Linked DNA regions of Homo sapiens: region 2 is linked to region 1. The links are chromatin loops, found by intact Hi-C in ENCODE. Cell type or tissue: PC-3. All regions are shown on one strand. Links, peaks and the distances in the headings refer to the core of each region. The heading gives the core; the rest is flanking DNA. Region 1 overlaps LOC105370504 (a long non-coding RNA gene). Region 2 overlaps LOC105370504 (a long non-coding RNA gene).

The links. Hi-C counts contacts between places; a loop is a spot of excess contacts. Peaks named below come from ENCODE experiments on the same cell type or tissue, not always from the same donor. Only the 100,000 strongest peaks of a DNase experiment are listed, where the experiment ranks them.
Region 2: it touches region 1 in a loop (7-fold over the local background); 2 of 110 quality-filtered maps call a loop at or near these places.

What each region holds. Positions count from the first base shown.
Region 1 is chr14:53,367,846-53,370,766 of GRCh38, forward strand. It overlaps LOC105370504 (a long non-coding RNA gene), which reads left to right. Exons shown (of 4, transcript XR_943876.3): 2 at 1,607-1,656. Among named protein-coding and RNA genes, the nearest start is that of DDHD1-DT, 220 kb to the left of the region's middle. RefSeq lists an enhancer at 1-1,647. In PC-3, for the core only: no CTCF peak of the experiment used is centred there; a DNase peak (open chromatin) is centred at 1,246; H3K27ac peaks cover 800 bases.
Region 2 is chr14:53,533,515-53,536,435 of GRCh38, forward strand. All of the region lies in intron 2 of LOC105370504 (a long non-coding RNA gene), which reads left to right. Among named protein-coding and RNA genes, the nearest start is that of LINC02331, 320 kb to the right of the region's middle. In PC-3, for the core only: no CTCF peak of the experiment used is centred there; a DNase peak (open chromatin) is centred at 1,547; H3K27ac peaks cover 2,500 bases.

The DNA.
Region 1 (2,921 bases), core at 183-2,682:
GTGCATTAACAGAGCAGCTCACGATTACAAGTAACGAACCTTCTCCAGATGTGTGTAGCAACTCAGCTCCAACTTTATCTTCGGCCCTGAAGATGGACTTGGCAAGATGGATTATTTGTGGCTGTATTGTAATAACTTTGTGAAATTGGAATTCCCAGTGATTGTAATGGAGGGTGAGGAAGCGGCAGCAGAGGAACAGATAATTTCTCCTTGCAGTAAACAACGAAAAGACCAACAACAATAAAAAGGGCAAATCAGCTGTGGCATTTTCCTGCTTTGGACACCGACTCTTCCAGACTGTTCTAATTCTTTCCCTTTTATGATTCTGTTTATGTTACACACATTAAAGTTAAGTCATGTCTTAAATAAGATGGAAACTGGAAGTGAGATTTGGAAATGACTGAATCAGGCTTCTTAACTTTTTTCTTCTCTTGGAGAGCTCAAAAACAACGGACAGAAAGGGATATACCAAAGAAAACAATATTAATTGTCGGCTTCCATGGAAAATTCAATCCAGTCTTTCATTCATTCTCTTCCCAGTGCAGTGCCAGCAGACTTCTCTCTATATGGCTAAGGGCTTAATTTAGCTGACAAATTTCTGAAGGATAACTAAGCTTTCAGAAAGAAAGATTCTAGCTATAAATGAAGCATGTGTGCTCTCTCAGTCACAAAAGACAGATTTTTCCAGGATAAAGTAATTTGGGGTAAATTTCTCCTGTATTTTATTAGCAGTGATGATTTCAAGGGAGTATTCTTTTAAAGCAAGGCAGTATTTAAATCTTTCTTTTAAATCACAAGTCCCTTGAGTTGATAGTTATAAAACTGGGTTCCACTGGGAGTTATTTGTACATCTTCAAGGTTGGCACCCTTAGTTGTTTGATGTAGATGTTCTAGATAAAATTCCTAAAGTCCAGCTGTTATGATTTAGCTTAATATGTTTGTACAGAGGGGTTTCCTTTGTCATTGAAGAGATAGAGTCAAAACAGAATTAGTCATTCTTGCATCTTCTATTTATAGCCCACTATTATTCTGATGCATTGTCAAAGAATGAAGTGGACAAGAATTTTTCTTCCTTTCTTTCTTTTTTTTGTGTAAACAAAACTCTTTTTATACTCTGTGGATTTAACTTTGGTTGCTAACTTAGTCAGACAAGGCACTTAACAAAAATATTACTTCTTAAATGAAAAATTACCTATTAAGTCATCCCATCTTCATTTGCAAATTAAAGGTTTGTCAGTACAAAGTATGTGGGATGACCAGAAGTCATGGATGACTTACACTGAAGTGGCAAGGGTAGAAAAGGTCAGTTTGAAAATTTATTTGTATGGGTTGCTCATGACTAATAGTCCAAATCTGGAGAGTTTATAAACAAAATTCTATTCTGTTTATTTAGTTTATGCCAGCATTAAAGCTAGCCTGAAAATTTAGTGAAAGTCATTTAAGGAATTTTTATTTGGAGGAAACTTTAATTTTTATTTTTGAGGTCACTGAATAAATGTAGAGGTCTCTGTGGCCTGTACTGCAACAAGTAGAACAGTTAGATAAACTGGTTGTTGAAACTCCCTGGGCCACTGAGTTTTCTTATTTCTTTTTTTTTTTTTTTTAGTAGAGAGCTGACTTTAGAGGGATCAAGAATAGCTTGCTGGATGGAAGGAGGTAAGAAACAGGACTATCAATGTTTTACTTATCTGAGCTGTATAATAATTTGGTGTAGATAATTAAATGAGATGAAGTATGGGAAATGTGTTGTAAACATTCTCAAATCCTCTGCTATTATTGCTTACTGCAGCATCTGAAACAGCAGGGTCTGTCATGCAATAGCCCTCAAATCAATGTTTGTTGAGTTATAGTAAGTCGAATTAAAGAGTAGTTGGACAATTGCAAGTAATAGGTGGAAGTAGAAGGCTGAGAAAGTTGACACTTAGCGTTCTCTGTTGAAAACTATGCTATTAGCAGTGTTGGGTCAGCAAATGGCTTATTTTGGTTGGCAACCCCATGGAAAAGGATTTGCTGGATACAATAATAGTATATTCCCACAAAAATTCTGAAGTTTTATATTTTTGAGAATGTTGACAAGCCGGCAAATTAATGAATGGCTGCCAGTTGTTGAATTTGAATGTCACTCCTGGTGATTGTAAGTGTGAGTATGCCTTTGTTTTCCCTGTGTGCTAAACTCACGCTAGGGGTCCCATTGTTTTGAGGAGCTATTTAAGTAGCCTTCAGGAGAATCTGAAAATCATCCAAATCCAGTGTATAAGCATGAGAAGTCTGAGCTGAAGACTAAAAGTACTCTCCCTACAACCTGTCAGACATCTGGCCCAATGCTAGCTATAGGCAGTGGGGCTTCTTGATGGTCATTGGTGAGGATTCAATCTTTGGTACCCAAAGAGTGGGTGAAAGTTTCAGGAAAAGAAATCTCAAGCCTTGAGGCCTCCCATGAAGGCGAGACCAAGATTTCTCTTCCACAACCCAATCTTTACAATTATTCTGGAGATGGTTGGGAGGAGAGTAGTCATCCTCTTGACTAGAGGATGAGAGACTGTGCAGGAGAAAGCTCTGGAGGAGACCTCACCCTTTGTGACTAGTATGGTGTGTCTCATTCATCATGAGATGGTGGGTGATGCAGGTGATGAGTTAATGATAATTAAGCCCACGCTGTGGAACCCATGGGAGAAGCATGTAATAGCCAATAGTAATATCAGCAAGGCCTTCCTCAATTCCACGCAGAGGAAGACCCAAAAGGATCAGTGGACCCAGGGCCGTGGGATACCATGAGAAGGGAGTCGACGGCAGGGATTTAGGTTTGGGGGTTCTTGGAAGGAAGGTATCATGTAGACTTTTGGTGAGGCCCTAGAGAGCCTATCATTAGCCAAAATGGTATGGCTGTGAGGCTGCTCAAATCACTACATCCAATGAGTCCT
Region 2 (2,921 bases), core at 198-2,697, 170 kb after region 1:
ACACACACGCATACAAGTTTATACACAGACTCACACAAAAGCCACCTCAGTTCCTGACTGCTTTCGCTTCCAATTTCGGTTTACCCATGTCTCTTATCTTGGGGCACCTTGAATGAACTGCCTCTGCCCCTTATGGCCAAATGAGCCTTGACAACATCAGTGAAGCCTGATGAACTTATGTTGAATATTGTGACACTATGGATAATAGTATTACAGAAACCAAGATAAGTTAACTGGAGGATATCCAATGTAATTGTTACCCTCCCACTACCATTTCCCAATCATAAAAATGTCTTGTGAATGCCTTGACTACATGTCTGTAGTTGAAAAACTGAATGTCTGTAGTTGAAAAACCACTGGAAATTGTTTTCTTCCTTGTTACCAATGTCCATAAAAAAATCAGATGCCACTAATATCAGAACTCAGAAGTCCTTATTATATAGTCCTTTATTATTAATTCATTTTAATGAATACGGAACTAAAAAGTTGTTATGTGTGATATAAAAATAAGCTATAATGAAGTTTTGTGCTGAATATATGATCTGGAAACCACTAGACATTTGTGTTTCATTCGCATAGCGTGCTGGTTGCCATTAAATTACTCTTGGTAGGGAATGCCATGTTCTGATGGCAGCTGAATGTAGAACTCTATCTTCTTTATGGTAAAGGGGAAGAAGTGTGTTTGAGAGCATTTACATGTATATCTTACTCTTCATTTGTGTGGTTGCTTCTCTTGGTAGAATATGGTTTGGCAAGGGGCTATCATAAAACTTTTATTTTGGCAAGTGTAAGATATCACTCATAAGTAAGGCAGATCTTCCCAAACAAGTTGCTATATAAAATTTAAAGCATCAGTGTTCATTCACATATTTCTCCTATGCAGTATGTTTATCCTCTTTTGTTAGCTTTCCATGCTTTTGTCATCATTTTTCTTTCCTTCTTCTGTCTTCTCTTCAGCTGTTCTAGAAGTAGTGGATGACTTAGATCAGGGTGCAACATAATGTCATCTGTAAATATATGAAGGTAAATATCTCCTGGGGATACACTTCATGTGGTCCAGTGGATAACAGACATTCATGTGTGTTATTAATATCCATGTATTTGGCCATCTTTAGTCTATAGTCTCTACTCAGCCCCTCTAACACACACACACACACACGCACCAACCTAGTTTTAATTGAGCTAGAAACTGCATTGTTTGTTCAGGCAATGAAAAGGAAAAAGTTCTTAGGGTAGGGTAATTCTAATGGTAAATTTTTTTCCTTTAGAATTTTTAACTGCACTAGGCACACTGAATTCAGTGCTAGAGGCAGCCATTGTACTGTGAGGAGATATTATTTGTCTCATTAGCACTATGGGAATGCCATGAAAGGGTCCATGACCCAGAACCCATCTTGCTTTAATAATGGCTTCACACTCATAAAAGATTTTTAATGGCTACATGAGACATATATAAATATTAAATGCCATTCCTCTTTGTTGATTCACAAGCCCCAATGAATAGGACTCCTTCGTGGCTTCCAAAGTTGAAGAAATGTGCCTGGCTTCTCACGCCAATGAGTGAAGCAAACAAACCCACAAACGGAAACACCTCAACTGTGCCCTGCTAACCCATTTGTAAACCTGAGAACACTGCGAGTCTTTAGCTCTTGTTGGCTGCCTTGCGTTCTCTGACTCGGAAACAAAATTTCTGTCTGTTGTATACCTGTTCCAAATCCTGCTCTAGGAGAATTAGGAAAACATGGTCACATATGTGTAACGAGACATTTTTCCCAAATGTAACTTTATGGTTTTCATCAAAACTTAGTTCATTTGCTTTGGTCCCCCGGCCACAGCATTGCAACTCCAGAGATGGACTATACCCCTATGCAAAAGAGCATTTTGTGCGTATATTTAAATTTGGATAGACCAGCGCTCACAGTTCATCTGTATACTTAGATTTCGGTAAGAACTCAGGATCCTGGTGATGCCATTGCTCTTTTCCCAAGGCCTTGTGCTGGAGTGTAACATTACATGAAAATCGGTGCTGTTTGTTTAATCAGAGTCCCCCCAAGGTTAGCACCTGCCATCCTACTGCCTAATTGTATGATGATCCTGTGTGGATGACAAGACCCCAAAGAACTGTATTTGCCATATTTTTCTTGCCTTCCGATGTGGATGTCAGGTCTATACCATTTAAAGATGCCTTTATTTACGAAAGGGAAATTGAGTTACAGACTTCCTGTTGTGAGTAGAGCTGCCTGGGGAAAATGATGGTAGAAAGGTGTTCTCAAGGAGAGAGCCAGAATATGTGAGCCCAGAAGCACTTGGGGTTTGGCAAACTTTATATTCTTTTTTTTAATATTTGGGGTTCAGCAGAGCCAAAAATGTATTTTGCTCAAAGTACCATTTTCCTTTCATTTTCCAAAACCGTGTATATTCTAGGGAAATTTAATCCGTGTATTTTGGAATCATTTAACTCTCATTCATCAAAATATTGCATGGTAAACACTAGATCTGGGTTCAAGAAATCTCTTGAGCTCTTTGATAAGCAATTTTTTTTCTTTGAACCTGGAAGTAAAAATTCTCTTTGAATGAACCCAGAGAAGTACAGAGCATACTTCTCAGATTATCTCCCAGACAGAGTGGGGAGCTTTCCATGTGTCTACTATAAAGCAATGATGGGAACAAGGCTTTCTGGGGGCAAGGCCTTCAGAAACAGACCTTGGACATATATGGGCTTTTCCATTGAGGACTTCTAGCACCCCATTTAGCTCAGTCAGACTTAGATCTTTTCTGTTGCAACAACAGCCCCAAGTTAGTTCCAGCCCGTGTCTTCTGAAGTGCTTCTGAACCCTACAATCTTGTCTTTATTTAAAATTATATTTTGCTCAACCTGGGGTTTTATACATTAAATTTTCCTTTGAAGTACGGTATTGAAA